Linked DNA regions of Mus musculus: region 1 is linked to region 2. The links are chromatin loops, found by intact Hi-C in ENCODE. Cell type or tissue: left cerebral cortex. All regions are shown on one strand. Links, peaks and the distances in the headings refer to the core of each region. The heading gives the core; the rest is flanking DNA. Region 1 overlaps Elmod1 (ELMO/CED-12 domain containing 1). Region 2 has its middle 13 kb from the start of Elmod1.

The links. A loop is a pair of places that touch in the nucleus more often than their neighbours do. Peaks named below come from ENCODE experiments on the same cell type or tissue, not always from the same donor. Only the 100,000 strongest peaks of a DNase experiment are listed, where the experiment ranks them.
Region 1: a loop joins it to region 2, with 10 times the contacts of the local background. A loop is called at or near these places in 8 of 42 quality-filtered maps.

Annotation. Positions count from the first base shown.
Region 1 is chr9:53,929,758-53,939,548 of GRCm38, forward strand. Elmod1 (ELMO/CED-12 domain containing 1) reads right to left here. Exons shown (of 11, transcript NM_177769.4): 3 at 5,973-6,118; 4 at 5,804-5,832; 5 at 4,360-4,457; 6 at 1,698-1,827. Among named protein-coding and RNA genes, the nearest start is that of Gm39340, 35 kb to the left of the region's middle. In left cerebral cortex, for the core only: a CTCF peak has its summit at 4,615; DNase peaks (open chromatin) are centred at 1,430, 3,763 and 4,613; H3K27ac peaks cover 605 bases.
Region 2 is chr9:53,983,451-53,993,241 of GRCm38, forward strand. No RefSeq gene overlaps it. Among named protein-coding and RNA genes, the nearest start is that of Elmod1, 13 kb to the left of the region's middle. In left cerebral cortex, for the core only: CTCF peaks have their summits at 1,643 (motif pointing left), 3,736 (motif pointing left) and 7,652 (motif pointing right); DNase peaks (open chromatin) are centred at 1,652, 3,744 and 7,655.

The sequences.
Region 1 (9,791 bases), core at 973-8,972, 53 kb before region 2:
TGGGGACTCCAGCTCCAGATTGGAATAGGTGAGACATTAGTCTTATAGATGAACAGTTACTGGATCTATCAGGAGACAGTCATTGTTGGACCTTGAGCCATAGCTGGAAAGCCGCTCTAGTGAATCGCCTTTTAATATCTACGGATTCATTGCCAGTTCCGTTACTTTACAGAAACCAGACTAACACACTAAGGAACTACAGTAAGTCATGCATTGACCCATCTGTCTGTCTGTCTCTGTCTGTCTCTCTGTGCCTCCTCCACCCCTCGCTGGACATCCACTATAAGCTAGCTCACATATGAGACAAGCCATACAGCAGGCACACAAATGTCATTAGCTAATGTTGAGTTTATCTCAGCCATTGCAAAGCATTTTGGACATGTGTAGCCAGGCTGTTAACTGATTCATTTCCCCTTCATTCACCTTGATCCTGGCTATTACATCACTTTGCTGAGCTTGACAACCTCCATCAGAAAATGGTCAGGAGGACGGGCAGTAGGAGAAGGCAGAAGGCAGCTAGTAGGCTAGCTAAAAGTAACAGGGGAGAGGGTGAAGAAGGAATGCTGGGGCCAAGAATGAAGTTTCTTCAGTTCTTAATGATCACTTCTGACCCAGCGTTGATTAATAGAGACATATAGATCACAGTTTAAGTACTTGCACACACAGAAACACACACTCTTCCACACAAAACACAAGATGTGTTTAGAAAATTAGGTTTGTTGATATTTTTTTAAACAAGATAAAAATGCTTCTTTCTTTTTTTTAAAGATTTGTTTTTAATTACATGTACGTGTGCATCTGTGTATGACTACACATACTTAAGTGTAGGTGTCTGAAGAGGTCAGCAGAGGGCATCAGTTCTCCTGGAGCTGCCTGCTGTGGGTGCAGGGAACCCAACATTAAGCCCCAGGCTCTCCTGAGCCATCTCTCCAGCCCCTCCCTACATTTTGTCACTGGCTATTTGAATTTTAGGAAGAGACAGAGAAACACTTGATGCCAGAAGAGCATCATCTATTTTTAGAAATGAATGTCTAAAACATTTAAATTTAATTAGTAGTTCCAAATGTTGGTCTGAATGTTCTTGTTTGGGCTTTAATTACCTCGTATTTTGGTGTTTTGTGGAAAGTTTTATTGCTGTCTGATGAAGCTGCAGTATCAACTCTCATAAGATTAGAAACAGGAGTACTTACAACTCCACATTCCTTGGCTGGCAGGTTTAATGTACGAAGTACAATCCTTTACCTTCTCTTTGAGTGTTTGCCAAGTCACATGAATAAATAATCAGCCCGAGGATCCTGGGTAATTTCCCCAGAGGGCTATTGCTGAAGAAGAAATCAACCTCGTTGTCTTTGATGTGTGTTAAAGTCGTAAGTAAAAACCCCATGACAGTCTGACAAACGCCGCCTCGATTCTCCTACAGCTTTCAACACATTTGAAGCAATCCACACTTGAGTGTGAGATGCCCCTCCCCCATACAAATCAGCTCCAATGTTTTCTCAGGTTATAAAAAAATCAACTGACAGGCTTTAAGGTTGATTTTGCATAGGAATTTTCTGATGAAAACTATACATCCAAGGAGGAAGAGAACTCAGACCTGCCCATCTGTTACAGCAGCCACATCTTATTTATCAGTGCACAGATGAGTGGCTGGCCTGAGTTGCTTGGCAGCAGTTAGCTGACAGTGGCAAAGGGCTCACCTTCAGAAGCATCTCTTCATGCTGGGGGTTGTCGGAATCATAGGGTTCTCTGCGCAGTTTTTCCACATCTGCAATGAGGTTTCTGTAACCCACGATTTGCAGGAGGCAAGCCTGGAGAGAGATCCCCAACCTAAAATACAGAAGAATCAACTGTGAGGGGGAAATATGACCCCCTGTACTGTTGGCATCTGCTCACTGGATGCTTGTGTGATAGAACTTCTAATGTAAATATTCTTATGTATATATTCAGGAATATATACTCATGTATATATTCACCATCCCTTTTGAAAAAAATTCTTTTTTGCTTGTTTGTTTAGTTTCTCCAGACAGGATCTCATGTTGCATTCTAGGCTGGCCTAGAACTCACTCCATAGCCTAGGTTGGCCTCACTTTCATGACAATCCTCCTGTCTCAGCTTCCCATCATGCTGCCTAGAAGCACAATTCTTGCTGAACTGTGAAAAATCTTTTTCCTTCATTTTAGCTTTTTTTTTTTTTTTTTTTTTTTTTTTTTTTTTTTTTTTTTTTTTTTGAGACAGGGTTTCTCTGTGTAGCCCTGGCTGTCCTGGAACTCACTTTGTAGACCAGGCTGGCCTCGAACTCAGAAATCCACCTGCCAAAGTGCAAGTGCAACTGTTTTGGAAAACAAAAACAAAAACAAACAAACCGAAAGCCCCCAAACCAAACCAAACCAAACCAAAGACCAAGCAAAGCCTTCAAGAGGGTGGGTTGACGTAAGATTTGAAAGCAGCACTGATGATAGATTCCTAGGGACTGTCTCTCTGGGTATATTAGATTTACTTCAATGGTCTGTGTATGAGAGGGAGGGAAAGGAAGAGAAGGAAGGAGGGAGGGGCCCTCAGGAGATTCAGGACAAGAAAATTTCTGTACAAAATAAAAGGAACAAAGGCAGCGGTGCTGACTGTAAGAGAGGTGGCAAAGGCCACATCGCCTGTGTGTGTGGTGTCTCAAGACAAGCGGGGACAGACTTATCGCCACCATTCCTGCCAGGACTACTTATTTTATAATATCTGTTCTTCAAGTCTCATTTCCAGGGCTAGAATGAAAAGCCCCATTCCTTTCATTTCTCCTCACGAGGCTTCTCATGCCGTACCATGGTACACGTTCTGCTGTGAGTGGACAGCAGATTGAATTTATATATTTATGCACATACATACATGATAATAGTAATTAAAGAAAAAGAAGCCATAAATTTGAGGGAGTGGAGGAGACAGAGCATGGGAGGGATGAGGGGAAGGGGGAATGGTGTAATCACTTTTTAATTAAAACAGTTTTAAAATTTTAGTAATGATTTAGTGTGTGTGTGTGTGTGTGTGTGTGTGTGTGTGTAAGTGACTATGTGCACATGTGCATTCAGATGCCTGCAGAAGCCAGAAGAGGCTGTCAGATACCTGGGAACTGGAGTTACAGGTGGCTGTGAGACCCCATGTGGATCTTGGGAACCAAACTCAGGTTCTCTGCAAGAGCATTAAGTGTTCCTAACTGCGGGGTCATCTCTCCAGCCCACTAGAAGATTTTAAAACTCGTTACGATGTAGTGAAATCAACCTTAACATCTGCGTGAGGGAAAGGTTCAGCTTACTAGCCCACAAGAGTACAGATAGATGTTGTAGAGACTAGGAGGAAATGGAGTTTTTCTGACTGAACTCCCAGACAGATCAAGACATAGAGCAGTGCCTAGCATACTGTAAAATCCCTTCAACTCTGTCTCCATTTTGGTTAATTAACAGTTTTTCTCAGCAGTGACATCTGAAGTCCTCATGCAAACAGATCTAAAAGACAGTTTGATTGTTACCTACCTTAAAGTATCTCTAAATATACCTGCCTTTAGAATTTATTTTATCTAATGCCTTTAAGGTCGAAACTTTACTGAAAAATTGCTGCACCCAGTGGAAAATATAAAACTAAATTTAAATGTCACGAACATTGCCAAATGCATTTTAATACTTCCAAGATGAGAGGAATAAATTATAAAGTTCTAAAATATTCATATAAAAGCCATCTCTTCCTCCCACACATGCCTGTCTTCTTGACAAGCAGGTAGGAACTGTCTCTAAGATTATCATCCCAACACGATGGAATATTCATGAGAGAACTGAGGAATATTCTAGATGGAGCAGAACCAGTTTAAGCACATTATGATTTGAACACGTTAAATTAATGTAAAGCACAGACATTAAGTAGTCTCCTGCTGATCAATAGGCTTCCTTGATCTCATGTTTGACACCAGCTTACACACTCTCTTTTCCCCTCCATGGCAACAGGACTGTAAGCTCACAAACCAGAAACCTAACGCCACTGCCATTTACGAACATGAAGAGCCCCCATTTTTATTTATTACTCATCTGAAATTCAAAACACTACAGATGGTTATTTTAAAGAGAAAGGGGAGAGGGAGTGGGAGTGGGAGAGAGAGTGGGAGTGGGAGTGGGAGTGGGAGTGGGAGAGGGAGAGGGAGAGGGAGAGGGAGAGGGAGAGGGAGGGGGATTAGGAAGAGGAAGAGGACAGGGATGGGGAAGGGGAGAGGGAGAGAGAAGGGGAAGAGGACAGGGATGGGGAAGGGGAGAGAGAGGGGAAAGGGGAAGGGGAATGAGAGAAAGGTACCCATGTCCTGTATTTCTCACATACAAGTCTAATTCTTACTGTGGATTGATGTCAGGGTTAATTTTTTTCAATTCCATGATGTCATCAATAGTCTTTTCAATAGCATCAGGATGAACACTCACGGATGTCTGCAACAGCTGAAAAACATCTTTCAGTCAGTTTCCTTCATTCGCACCAGTGGCTTCAAATACTACCTCTTGGGATGGAGGCGTCAAGTGCCACACTTCTGTATGAAAGCAGGCGCTGAGAGCAGGTTGAGGTGGTGTGCTTGAATTCCCGTGCATCCCGGGCTTCCACAGCTAGGGGGCGCCATTTTCCTGGTTACGGTACTTGGCATACAGCAGGCACATGGAAGGCTTGTAATTTGCTTCACTCCTCACCATTGTCGATTGTTTTAAGCGATTTATATCACACTGATCTGCTTCCCTTTTCATCTGATAGACGGAGGGCTCGGGAGACATAGTCTAAAGCAGTGGTTCTCAACCTTCCTAGTGCTGCGACCCTTTAACACAGTTCCTCATGCTGTGGTGACCCCAACAATAAAATTATTTTTATTGCTACTTCATAACTGTAATTTTGCTACTGTTATGACTCGTAATGTAAATATCTGTGTTTGCTGATGGTCTTAGGTCACCCCCGTGAAAGGGTCATTTGACCCTCAAAGGGGTGGCAATCTTCAAGATGAGAACCACTGGTCTAAAGGTTGCCAAAGTTCAAGAAGATGAGATTAAAAAATCACCAAAATTCTTGCAAAACAAAGTGTTTTTTCCTTGGGTAGAGAGTCAACTGTGTAATCGTTTTGAAAAATATTTATTTTATTTGATATGTATGTGTGTTTTGCCTGAGTTTGTCTGTGCACCATGAGTTTGAAGTGCACTTGAAAGTCAGAAGACAGTTACTCATGGCTGTTAGCCCTATGTGTCCTGGGAACCCACCTTGAGTCCTCCGAAGAGCTCCTAACCACTGAGCCCTCTCTCTAGCCCTGTGCATCGTTTTTATTATTAATATAGGGCTTCTCTGACTTCATTGGAAAAATCTCAAGTATAAAGTTAAGTGATTTGATTACTGTGCTATCAAACAGATAGCTGATGCTGTTATCACAGTCTTATCTTTTGATTTAAGAGGGAGTATAAAACGAGTGCATTCAGTACTAAATTAAACTTTACACGTCTCCCTAGAAACTGTCATATATGTAAAAATGATTGTTAGCAATGAGTTTACATTAGCTTTTAGTCAGAGATAACTTTTTTTACTCTTGAGATTTTTATTTTAGTTTTTATTGTTTTAAAAGTTTTTTCTTTATTACATTGTGTGGGGTGCACACTCTATACAATATAGACATCAGAGGACAAACCTGAAGGAGTCCATTCGTCCATGTGGGACCTGGGCATCAAACTACCTTCACTATCCCACAATTTTCATATTTTATGATAGATGTAAGCCACTCAGTGAAAAATTAAAGTAAGAAAATAATTTTATTTACCTTGCTTTTTGAATCTCTCAGTGACGTTTCTGTTAAGGCAATAACATACACACAAAATGTCATTAGAAATGACGCTTTATGAGTGTTTGAATATTACTTACGGAAATGGGCATTGCAACTTCAATCCCGCCAACCCTGAATCCCACCCTCCCTTCTGCTCGACGCTCACCAATTTTCATGGTTCTGGAAGCTCCAGGTTTGGTGCCGTAGCAAATCCTTTGCAGTTCACACCTTCCGGTGAGTTTCCGCATCACAAACTTCATGCAGCGCCACAAAAATTTACAATAAAAATACAGGCACACCTGGATCAACATCCTGTGGGGAACAAAAGACAGCACCCTTCCGATAGAAAGCTGGGAGAGAACAGAAGCAGCCACCACCAGCAAGAAAAGAAGCCGGGGAAGAAAATCAGCCATTAGATTTCAGCGTCCATGGGTGTTCATTACTCCACTCCGGAGAGTGACAGTTACTATGGCTACACCACGCCAACAAGCTGAGGGTAAAACCCTGAGATTCTTCTACCATCTCTGTCTAAAGTATTCTGGAATTCAGTCGGCGTTAATATTGCCTCTGTCTGAGACATTGGGGCGGGTGTGCCTCCTATTACCTAGAAGACTGGCTGCTCAGCTCCCCCAACAGCGCCCCCCACCCCCAACAGCCCTCCACCCCTACCGTCTCCAGCCATTCCTTAAGACCCTCTACTCAGGGTCCACTGCCGGCATTTTCTCCTTTCCTCTCTCTCTCCCAACCTTTCCTGTCTCCCTATGTGGTCCCTTGCCCATTGCAGTTCTCCTTTGGCTGCGTGGCTACTGACCAATCCCAGCACTCGTTGCTTCTGCCCTAAAGCTTCCCTGTCTTCATCGACTTGCCGAGGAAGCACTTTTGACCTTTTAGTCTTCCTCCACTCGACAGTGTTCTCTGATTTAAACTTTCCAGAGACACGCCAACAAACCAGGGATCGTGTTGTCTCCAGCATACCTGTATTTGCATGTAACTGAACTTGTGACTTAGTTTTTTATGTAGATTTTCTTTTTAAAAATGGAAGTGCCCGCTCCTTTGTGCTATTGTGCCAAATCTTACAAACCTGTCACCCAGAGTGCTATGTTCAGCCCATCCCTTCACACTGTGTTCTAGGAAACAGTTATTTCTATTACATCCTGCTGGTGTCATTTCTAAAAGATTTGAACGCTCTGATTCCCTTTAGTCCCAAAATAAGGTGTTTAGGGTTATTCAGCTCAATTACAATGGTTAACATTCTTAATAATGTGACCCATTTAGTTGATTGATTAGTGAAGCAGTTATTTGGTTATATTCATGCATTTGAATTGTTCCAGTCCAAGTATTATCAACAACCTTGTATTAAAAGTTAGGAGTCTAATGTGTCCAAAGGCACAGGCTTTAGATCTTGTAAACACATACACACACACACACACACACACACACACACACACACACACACACTGGTGACAAGAAAGAGCCAGTATCAAAGCTGCCCCACCAAAAGAAACAATGGAATACTTTTGCAGGCAAGAAAATCACACCCTAGGATAGCTAGGAACATGGAAATGTTCACAATATTTACTAAACAGAAAAACTGCACTCAAATACACACAATGACCTAAGTTTTATTTAAGAAATAAAACAATTTTAATAGTGATTTATTGCTAATTATTGGAATCAGCAGCAGTAATTTTTTCTCGATTCACTAAGTACATTTTTTCTCTACATTTTTTTAAAAAAGCTCAAAAATGATAAAGCCCTAAAGTGTATAAAATGATTACCATAACTCATAAAAGGATGTGCCTTTTCTGTGCACACCCAATTACGATGAAATCATTACTATGACATCTGACATTTAAGTGTTCAAGTCAAATACAGTCTAAGCTCTGTTAGGATTCAGATGAACAGGTTTCAAAAAAAAAGTTACCCTAAAAATAAATTTAGTAGAACATTTTGATTAGGCAAGTGAAAAGATTATAAAACCTCAATGTGTTCATTTGGAAAAAGAATGTTATTTTCTAACTATTGGATGACTATTGCAGAAAAAAAAAAGAGTTATCTTTTTGTTGACTGGTCTCCAGCCAGCAATGATAGAAATTCTGGGAAGTATTACTTTTTATTTTATTTTATTTTTATGGTTTTAGAGCTTTATTGTAGAAAGGTAGGGAGGAAAGAGAGAAGGGAGAAAGAGAGAGACTGGCCATGGCCACATGGAAAGAGGGGGGAAGGGAGAGAGAGAAGGAGGGCTAGAGAGTGAGAAAGGTGAGAGCTTAAAGAGCGTATTACTTCTATTATAAGTGCAAAGGCGGAAAGCCTTTACCTGTTCCGTTCCAGCTTTAAGTCGCCAGTGACTAGTGTCCAAACAAAGCCCCCTTTCAAGTCTGTGCATCAGGACTCTAGACCACATATTTCTGGGTCCTTATAGTACTAAATCCTGACAGAGTTAAAGGCTTTGAGAATTGCTTATGGAGGGCTATTGTTTAGGAAGTGAATGTCCTCAAAGGCCCATGTGTTAAAGTCTTGATCACCTGGGAAGTGGTGAGACCTAGAAGCAGGACTTTAGGCCAGTGAAGGGGACCATGGGATCCTGTCCCTTTCCTCTGCCTTTGCTGTGTGGTCACAGGTGAGCAGCTTTGCTCCCTGAGTACTTCTGACCTGAAGTGCACCTCACCACAAATTCAGAGTGACACACAGCAATTACTGCAAAATTGGTCTTGGTTACAGTAAGAGAAGCTTTTTAACCCACAGAGCTCCTTCATCGTCACTCCACTCAGAGTAAAGGCACCAGCTATTTTATAGCTTAAATTAGGCTCTGGAATGTCACCCCTGTGACTGCTGTATCAGGCCTACACACGTGTGTGTCTTGAGACTTAGAAGTGTTATCCAGATGTCAGGAAGTGACTTGGAGCCTGGGTATCATTTCTCCCCCAAATCTCCTTGTATTTCAGAAGAAAAAACCTACATGGCTTTTGCAAGCAGATAATTTTGTATAAAAAGAGAAAAAGAGACATCGTATTCTGTTTGCTTCTCTCTCTCTCTCTCTCTCTTTTTCATACCCCCAAAGATGTTTACATTGTCAAGAGTAGTGAAATGCAGTAGAATTGCATTGTGGGGCTTAGGATGAAAGCATCACTCTGATGATGTGCCAGAAGACTATGGCTGCCCTGTCCCATAGACGAATAAATCACCCAGCAAACCATGAGTGACAAACTCCGGATGGCTTGGCACTCATGTGCTACTTACTCTGTGGTGAGCTTCAAGCCTGCACTCTTTGAAACACTATTTGTTATCCAAGATAAATTTAAATTTCCTCCTCCTCCTTCTCTCTCTATTTCTCTCTCTATCTCTGAAAGAAGGGAAGTTTGTTTTAAAGATATGTATTTTATGTGTATAAGTGTGCCAGCATGTATGTATGTGTACCACATGTGTACCTGGCACCTGAAAGTTCAGAAGAGGGAGTTGGATCTTCTGGAACTGGAGTAAGAGATGTTAGTGAGCTGTGGTGTGGGTGCTGGGAGCCAGACTCAAGTCCTCTGCAAGAGTTACAAGTGTTTATAACTGCTGCAACAACTCTCTAGTGCGTCCCTTGTTTTTCTAATTAGCCAATGTACACAGACACTTCATTTAAAGTACAGCTTGTCATTCTAAATACTATCTTGAAAACTGTCAAGATCTTCAGATCAATCAATATTGTGACAGACATAATCTATTTTGTGTTTACAGCATAGGCTAGTCTAGTTAAGGCATGCTCGGAAGTAGAAAATCTGAGTTCTCCCTACATTGGTACAGTAGGTATAGCCAACTTTCTACCCCATGGAAGGACCAGAGCAGCAAAATCCCCATAGGCCTGGGTTTAATTACCAAAACTATGAAGTTTATGGGGGAAATTCTTGATCGAAAGAAGAACATTTTAAATGATGAAACATTTTGTGAGGTTGTTAACTATGTTGACATAGTACTCAGAGAAGGAAGAAATTAAGAAACAGAC
Region 2 (9,791 bases), core at 492-8,491:
CACATAAGTATATATAAATGCAAACGCATTCATACGTCCCTATGACCATGCATATACACAAATCCAGCACACATAAACATAGTTAAGCACATATGACTATACACACATATATATGAACACATACATGCACATATGAATGCACACATGTACCTATGCACACACACATGGCCATGCACATATGAAATCACATTTGCACCTTGTGGTGGTTTGAATAGGATTGGTTGCCATAGATTCATGTGTTTGAATGCTTAGCCCATAAAGAGAGGCCCTGTTAGGAAGTGAGGGCTTGTTGGAAGAAGTGTGCCACTGTGGAGGCGAGCTTTGAGATCTCATCTGCTCAAGCTAGGCCTAGTGTGGTAGTCTTCTTCAGCTGGCTGTGGATCAAGATGTAGAACTTTCAATTCCTTCTCTAGCACCACATCAGCCAGGATTCTTCTCTCCATGGTGATAACAGACTAAACCTCTGGAACTGCAAGCCAGCCCCAATTTTTTTTTATAAGAGTTGCCATAGTCATGGTGTCTCTTCACACGAATAAAACTCTAAGATACCTGAACATATAAACACACAGGCACATTTATGTATGAATACACACATCACATATGTACACACACATAAATGTAAACCTCTATACAAACACATGAATTCATAAGCACAGACATACACATGCATATATGAATACACAATGCACATATGAACACACATATCCATATGCACACATGAACACAATACACATATACACATGTACATGCACATAAAACACACACATGAGCATATGAAAACAAATATACATATGAAACTATGAAGATAGGAATAAATATATGATTATAAATACATATATAAGAATGTACACATGCACATATAAATGCACACATACAACTATATATGCATAAATTGCCATATAAACACATACCTATATACATATGAACACAAACATTCACATGCATATATTAACACATATATATGCAGGTATGATACATATGCACATATGAATAGATATGCAATATGGCCATGCACACAACCACATATAAATACTGATATACACATACATGTACATATAAATGCACATTTATATAAGCACACATGCATGCACACATAAACATGCACATGTGTGTACATACCCATTCACATCTGAACTTTCTTAGAAAATTAATGTGTGTGTGTGTTTTAAGAGATACAGAGACAGACAGACAAAAAGAGAATAAGACAGGCGGAGATAGACAGAGACTTTAGAGGCCAGAAGAATGTATTGGATCCAGTTGAGCTGAAGTCACAGACGGTAAAGAATCAACTAACACAGTTGGTCCTTTGACCTTTCCATGCTGTGACATACATGCTACCCAACTAAATAATCAGAAGTACCACATGTACGGTCCCCACTCCCAGCCACATACAGTAAAATTTAGAGAAACGCTGTTGGCTTTTGACACAAGTCAGAAGACTCACAGCGAGGGCCAGGCTGAGAAGAGAGGCTAGCAAGAGTGGGCCACGTTCTGTTTCTACAGAATTAAATCTGCATAGTCCCACTTCAGTTTAAGAGTTAAGAGTTTTAGCTGCACTTCCAGAGGATGTGAGCGCTTTCAGACCTGTAAGTGGCATCTGACAGTGGTCTGTAACTGCAGTTCTAGAGGATCCAGTGCCGCCTTCTGGCCTCCGAGGGAACTGCAAACATGTACACAGACCATGCATATAAAAGAAAATAATTAATCTTTAAAAAGGAGACCATCGTCTCTTGTTCTATCATCTTCTCAGCTGTACAGAGCTTTTTCCTTTTGTGACGCCCCATCTGTAAAGCATCGACCTGGAGCACTGGGCGGTTGGACCCCTCGGCGACAGAAAATCTTTCCCCAAGCTTACACACTGTGGGTATTGCCTGTTTCCTTCAATCTCAGTGTCTCAATTTTCACATTTATGTTTTGTCGTTTTTTTAAAATTAATCATTCCATTCATTTGCATCTCAAATGATATCCCACTTCCCGGTTACCCCTCCATCAACCCCTCATCCCACACCTGCCCTCTCCCCTCCCCTTTGCCTGTATGAGGCTGCTCTCCCACCCACCCACACTCCTCTGCCCCACCGCTCCAGCAACCCCTCTACGCTGGGGCACCAAACTTCCCCTGGAACCAAGGGCCTCACCTCCCACTGCTGTCAGGCAAGGCCTTCCTCTGCTACATATCTATCTGGAGCCACGGATCCCTCCAGGTACGCTCTTTGGTTGGTGGTCCAGACTCTGGGCGGACTGGGTGGTCAGCCAGCCTATGTTGTTCTTCCAGTGGGGTTGCAATCCCCCTTCGCTCCTCCAGTCCTTCTGCCAGCTCCCCCACCAGGTTCCCTGAGCTCAGTCTGATGGTTGGCTCCAAGCGTCCGCCTCTGCATTGGTCAGTTGCTGGCCCGACCTCCCAAGGAACACCACACTAGGTTCCTGTCAGCAAGCACCTCTTGACTGCAGCAACAGTGTTGGGTTTGGTGTCTGCAGACATGATGGATCCCCAGGTGGTGCAGTCCCTGGTTGGCCTTTCCTTCAGTCTCTGTTCCATTTTTTGTCCCTGTTCTTCTTTTGGACAGGAACATTTCTGGGTTAAACTTTGAGATGGGTGGGTGGCCCCATCCCTTGACCAAGGGCCATGACCATCTACTGGAGGTAGTCTCAACAGGTTCTATATCCCCCTTCATATATCCCCTGTGCATTTTAGCTAAAGTTATCCCTGTTGGGTCCTGGTAACCTCATGTTTCCTTGGTGTCTGGGACCCTCCAATAGGTATCCCCAGTTTCTCATTCCCCCTGTTACATATTTTTGTTCAATTTCCTGACCCTCTGTACCTCTCTTGCATCTCCTCCAGGTCCCCCTCTCCATTTAGAATTAGTTTTTTGCCTGGTGATTGATAGGAATCCAATTTCATTCCTCTACATGTGAGCATCCAGTTTCCCCAACATCTTTGTAGAAAATGTCTTGTTTTCAGTGTGTGTTGTAGATGGAATACTTACACATATTCCTGTTGGGGTCTTGGATATGACTCCGCTGGTCTCTGTATCTATTTTTGAGCCAGTAACACATTGTTTTAATGACTATAGTGCTGTACTATAACTTGAAGTTTGGAATGGTATTGAGATTGTTTTGACTGACTGAAGTCTTTTGTGATTCCATGAAAGTTTTAGATTAATTTTCCTTTCTTCTTTTCTATTTTGTAAAGAATGTGGTGGGGCTTTTGATTTGCACTGCACTGAAACGGATTATACCTTCAGATAGACACATCATGCTCAAGTTATTAACTCTACTGATCCAAGAGCAGGGTCTGCCTTTCCGTTTCCTATCCCCACCACCACCACCTCTTTTCCCTCTCTTTCTGTTTCTCCCCCTCCCCCTTTCCTTCTCTCCTGAAATTTAAAGTTTTCCTTGTAGAGGTCTTTCACCTCCTGCGCTAGGGCTTATTCATAAATATTTAAATTTCTTTCAGGTTATTGCGAAAGTGAGTGTATTCGCCATCTCTTCCTTATGTTTTGTTTTTTGTTGGTGCATAGTCAGGCTATGGACTCATGCAAGTTGATTCTATACACGGGCACCTTGCTGACATGGTGTTTTATTTCTAGTCTGACATGGTGTTTCATTTCTAGACGTTCTCTGGCAGAACATTGAGGGTCTCTTACAGATAGTATCATGTCGTCCACAAACAGGGGAGTTTGACTTCTTCCTTTCCTATTTGTGTCCCTTCACCTTCCTTCTCCTGTCCTAGTGCTCCCTCTAGTGCTCTGAGCACAGTCTTGAAAAGGATGGGATTAGCAGACAGCCCTGTTGTATTCCTGATTCCAGTGAGATTGCTTCAAGCTTTTCTCCATTTAGGCTGATGTTGGGCTTAGGTTTCTCATCTACAGCTTTTAATATGTAGGAAAATGACCCTAAGGTCCCTCTAGCCCTTCTATCACTGGGACATATAGGATTTCAGGGAAGCTTCCCCCCCTATATTTATGGAGATGATCAGATTGTTTTTTGTCTTTCAGATCATTTATGTGGTTCGCTGCATTTAGTGACCTGTGTGTGGTGAGCCAACTTTGCATCTCTGGGATAAAGCCAACTCAGTCATGGTGGATAATCTTTTTGATAGAAGTCTGTATTTGGTTTTCAAGTGAGCATTTTTTAATTCTATGATCATTAGGACACTCTGTCTCTTTGTCTCCCTGTCTCTGTCTCTCCATCCTTCCCTCTCCCCTTTCCTCCCTCCTCCCCTACTTTCTTCTCTCCTTCCTTTCCTCCCCTCCCTCCCTTCCCCTCCCTCCCTTCCTTCTTTCCTTTCTTCCTTCTTTCCTTTCTTCCTTCTTTCCTTTCTTCCTTCCCTCTATCTTTACCTGGTTTTAAATTGCCCAAAACTGGTTAATAAAAGATTTATAGAAGGAGTTTGAAAGCACTCCTTCCATTTCTGTATTTTTATTTCTTTCTTGACCTGTTCATTATGCATTATGTAATGAATGAGTTGTTTAATCTCCAGTTGTAGGGGACCTGATGTCCACTTAAGTCCTGTGAGGTCACCAGGCACTCATGTGATGCTCAGACATAAGTGCAGGCAAAACAACTATCTCCGAAAATTTAAAGATTAAAAAAAGGAGTGAATGACTATACCTCATGATTATTCTCAATTCAATGTTAGTATGATTATCATTATTTTAAAAAATTTTGTTGATTCTTTGTGAATTTCACATCATGCATCCCAATCCCACCCATCTCCCCGCCCCTCCGTAGCCAATCTCTGCCCTTGCAATCTCACCTACAAAGGAAACAAAAGAATTTAAAAAACTAAAAGAAATCATCTTGTTGAGGAAGCTGTGGTGTGTCACACAGTACACCCTTTTGCCCAAACAGCTTTACTTGCAAATATCTATCTATCTTAGTCAGGGTTTCTATTCCTGCACAAACATTATGACCAAGAAGCAAGCTGGGGAGGAAAGGGTTTATTCGACTTACACTTCCATACTGCTGTTCATCACCAAGGAAGTCAGGACTGGGACTCAAGTAGGTCAGGAAGCAGGAGCTGATGCAGAGGTCATGGAGGGATGTTCCTTACTGGCTTGCTTCCCCTGGCTTGCTCAGCCTGCTCTCTTATAAAACCCAAGACTCCCAGCCCAGAGATGGTCCCACCCACAAGGGGCCTTTCCCCCTTGATCACTAATTGAGAGCATGCCTTATAGTTGGATCTCATGGAGGCATTTCCCCAACTGAAGCTCCTTTCTCTGTGATAACTCCAGCTGTGTCAAGTTGACACAAAACTAGCCAGTACACCATCTTAATGAGCCTGGTTCTAGGCCTCTGGCTTCTGCTACACTATCAATACTGGGTCCTCACTGGGACTCCTCTCAGACGTCCTGTTGTTGCCCTGTGTCATGGAGATCCTGCAGCTTTGGATCTGTAGAACCAGCCCCTTCACATGCTCCAGCAGATCATGTTAGTGTGGACCAACTCAAAGATATAGATTTGTGTTTGGGTGGTAGCTGAGTTAGTTGGTCAGCCTGCCAGCTCTCCTGAGCTCATGTCACTAGGGCCAGATCTCCAGTACTGTCCCTGCAATGGTGGGGCCAGCTGTCCTGCTCTCAGACCTTTGGCCTGCTCTTCTGTGCCCACATTACCAGAGCTAGTTCTCTCATGCTGCTCCAGCAAGGGTGGGGATGCTCTCCTCAGTGCTTCAGCCACAGAGGGACAGGGTCAACTCAGTGCAGCCCTTGGACAACAAAATGGTCCGAGGCAGCAGTCCACACCAGGGACTTCCACATGGCCTTTGGTGGTAACATGGACCATGGACATCAACACAGACCCCTGCTTATGCAGGGCCACTGACCCAGACACGGTCCTCAGTAGCAGCGTGGACTGGGCCTCACATGCCCTCAGGTGGCAGCCCAGGCTGCTCACATCAGGCTATTCCTCACCATCCTCACTTTTCCAGTTCTGCCTCTCTTCACTGTGCACACACCACTCTGCTTCTCTTTCTCTCCCATCTCTCCACCATTTACTCGCTCATCATAATGGTTGACAGACCTCTGGGTGTCCCGCACCCTACCCATGCCACAGTGGTGGACAGGGGCATCAATTGTCATTGTTTCTAACAAGTAATTATTATAATCTGCTGCTAGGTTACTCGCTGGCTCCTGCTGTGTTGAGGTGAGGATGCATCTCAGTGGCGAGAACCTGCCTTTCCTTCTCTGACAGGGGTCAGAATCTGTGCTCTCTCCGTAGTGTATGCAGTGGTAGACGCACTTGCTCTCATTTTAGTGTATAGTGTGGTGGGTGCACTTGCTGTCATTCCTCTCTGACCCTTGCCTCTTCCAACTGCCCAGACTACAGGCATAACACAAAGACAAACGTTATAAATGGAGAGCCACTAGGAGCCCACTTTTTGGGGACAAGTGAGCCAACTGGAAGGGAGGATGTGTGACATCACACCAAAGTATATTTCTCCACCAAGCCACCAAAGTGCCTTATGTCCTCGGGAACAGGGTGTCCCCTTTTCATTTGTGGTGGCCATGAAAGAGTGATAACAACAGCTATGTCTTTTCCTTTTTATTTACTTACTTATTTATGTATTTGCTGTTTGTGCGTGTGTGCCTATGTTTGTCTGTCTGTGCTCTTCTTGACCAGTAAACTCTAGAAAGGTTTTCCTAAGATATCTCTCTCTCTCTCTCTCTCTCTCTCTCTCTCTCTCTCTCTCTCTCTCTCTCACATAACCCAGGTCCTGAAATTACTTACATTGTGCTATAGCTCTCTGTAACTGTGGCATAACAACTACATGGGTGCTGGTATACAGCATATATATATACTCAACAAATGAGTATGCTGGTATGCAGGTAAATGAGTAGGTGACACGTAGTTCTATTATCTCACACCTGAATGGGAAAACATTGGACACGGTGGCACCCGCCCATTGTACCTGAAACTGAGCGGTAGGTGCTGAAGGATCATCATCCATTTATAGCACCTTGACCTTGTAGCAGAGACATGATGTGCAGGGCCATGGCTGAGCAGGACTACTTAGACAAGCATAGCTCTCACCTTCCAGCCAACCTTTGTGTGTTGGAGTGTGGAGGGGAAGAGGGCCTCCATGCTGCCTTCCAGACTCATAGCTTTTTGGGGGAGAATCCTATGCTTAAGTTCATTTTGACTTATTCGCTTTTTTACTTCAGTTTTAAATCTGATGTAACTGGATTTTATCTGGAATTCAGCAAGCCCTACTGATTGTCCTGCCTCTGTTACCTTCAGGACACATTATGTCACCACCTGGCCCAGGTCTTCTTCCTGAGCATTGAGCAAGCCTTGAAAGAAAGTGGCCTCTCTTAAGTCTTTTAAGTTTATTATTATTACAACACATTGCCAATCACCAAGCATTATTATATATTTAACATTTACATTATTTCTGGGAGCTATTGAGGGGAGAGGAAAGAGGCCTAATAAGATCTCTTGGCCCTCTTCCCGGTGCGGTCATAAATCTCTCTGTTCTGCTTTTTACCATCCTCTTGGCCTCTTAGCTCCTCCCTTCCAAGATCTGCATGCAGTGATTCTTCCAGGTTTTCACTTACTCACTTATTTCTGTGTAATGCATTCGTTTCTACAAGAGAGGGTCCCTATCTACATTGAACCAGCCATCTGAAGCATCATTTGTAGTTATTACATACAACGGCCACTAGATGGCACAAGCTCCCTTTAGTATGGGATGGAGTGTGCTGGGCACTCGTCCTTTTTCTCTCCTCCCCTTGTCCCCTCCTGTTGATTCTTTGGATTCTCAGTTTTTCTTTACCCTTTATTCTTTCTGTGAATTTTAGACATGCCTGCTCCACAGAGAGTCTCCATCCCCAAAGACAATAGTGAGAAACTCTGAGCAACACAGTGTGTGCCTGATATTTCCCAATGTCACTGACCTTGAAGGAAAATGATTTTACTCTATTCTGACTGGTGGGTTTCTGTGGAGCACGAGAACCGTGCCTCAAGAGGAACTGGTGGAACTGGCGAGGTAGAGCATATTCAAACCCCCCAGAAATCTCAGAACTTGAGGCCAGCAGGAGTGGAACTGGCTTCCTCCAGGTTTCTCCGCCTGCCTTGGAGGTGTAACCAGGCAGCCCTCAACCACGTGGTCACAGGTAGTCGGGTACTTACCAAGCACCTGGAATGCCTCTCCATGCTAATGAGGCATTTTAGTAGCCTTAGCCTTCAGCCAGTGACCTTTTTCCTCCCTAGATAGTCTCACACCCTTCCCCTAAACTATACAAACCCACCCCAAATAAAGGAATGTAAACAAGCTAAGATCATCCCAGAAAGCGGCTTCATTAAAGATTGTCAGAGAAGGCCTTTGCCTGAAAGGACCACAACACAGAGAAGGACTCCCCCTCTGCTGCCCCCTCCCACCCCCACCTCATTCCCCACCCTTCATTCCCTCATCCCCCATCTTACCCCACCCTCCTATCCCTCTCCACCCCCGACATCCACGCCCCCAACCTCCCCTGCTCTGGACCTCGATCCCAACTGGACCAGTATCCCACCTGTCCAAGACTCTGCTTCACCCCATCCTGCCCTGATTGGCAGTGGTATCTGAGATCTTGGAGGGAAGAGATGGACTGTGGACCCCACCTGTTCCAGACTTCACCCAGTCCTCTCCGAGCAGGTGTATCAGTGACATCCGGATACCCTGACATTCTGGAAGAAGCATCCCAGTACATCATCCTGTAGTCTTTCCCCTCATACCAACAGCATTTATTTATTTGTTGAATATTTATGTATTTACTCATTTATTTATTTAGAGGTGCACATATCTGTGCATGTGAAAATAGAGAGAGATGGAGACAGAGACAGACATACAGAGGCAGAGACAGAGAGACTTTGAAGGCCAGAAGAAGGTTTTGGATCCACTGGAAATGGAATTACAGAAATTTAAAGGAGAGAACCAACGGACAGTTTGCCGTCTGACCTCCAAACACTCACTATGACATCCTTGCTGCTCATCTCCCCACTAAATAAGCAAGTAAATCAATGGGTCCTGCACACATGGCTTCCACCCCCAGCCACACAAAATAAAACATTAAAAACTGGCTGGCTTTTGTCACAAGTCAGAAGACTCACAGTGAGGGTCAGGTTGAGAAAAGAGGCTAGTAAGAGTGGGCCAGGTTCCATTTCTACAGAATTAAATCTTCACTGTTCCACTTCACAGTCCAATCTGCCCTGTGCCAAAGACTGTAGTACTGGCAAAAGTGTCCAGACAGACTAAAGGCATCTCCAAGCAGTGACAGAAATGTAGGGAGATTTTTGTTGTTGTTCTGTGTTTGCTATGTAGACCAGTCTGACTTTGATCTTGCCTATCCCCTGGTGTATGCCTCATTGTGATGGTTTGCATATCTTTGGACCAGGGAGTGGCACCATCTGGAGGTGTGGCCTTGTTGGAATAGGTGTGACCTGGTTGGAATGGGTGTGTAACTGTGGGTGTGGGTATAAGATCCTCACCCTAGTTGCCTGGAAGTCAGTCTTCCACTAGCAGCCTTTGGATGAAGACATAGAACTCTCAGCTCCTCCTGCACCATGCCTGTCTGGATATTGCCATGCTCCCACCTTGATGATAATGGACTGAACCTCTGAACCTGTAAGCCAGCCCCAATTAAATGTTGTTTTTTTATAAGACTTGCCTTGATCATGGTGTCTGTTCACAGCAGTAAAACCCTAACTAAGACACTCATGAGTGCCAAGATTAAAAGCATAGGCCACCACACCCAGTTTAGTATGTGTTTCTTATATTAAATATTCAACATCACTCAATAAACATGTAGAAGGTG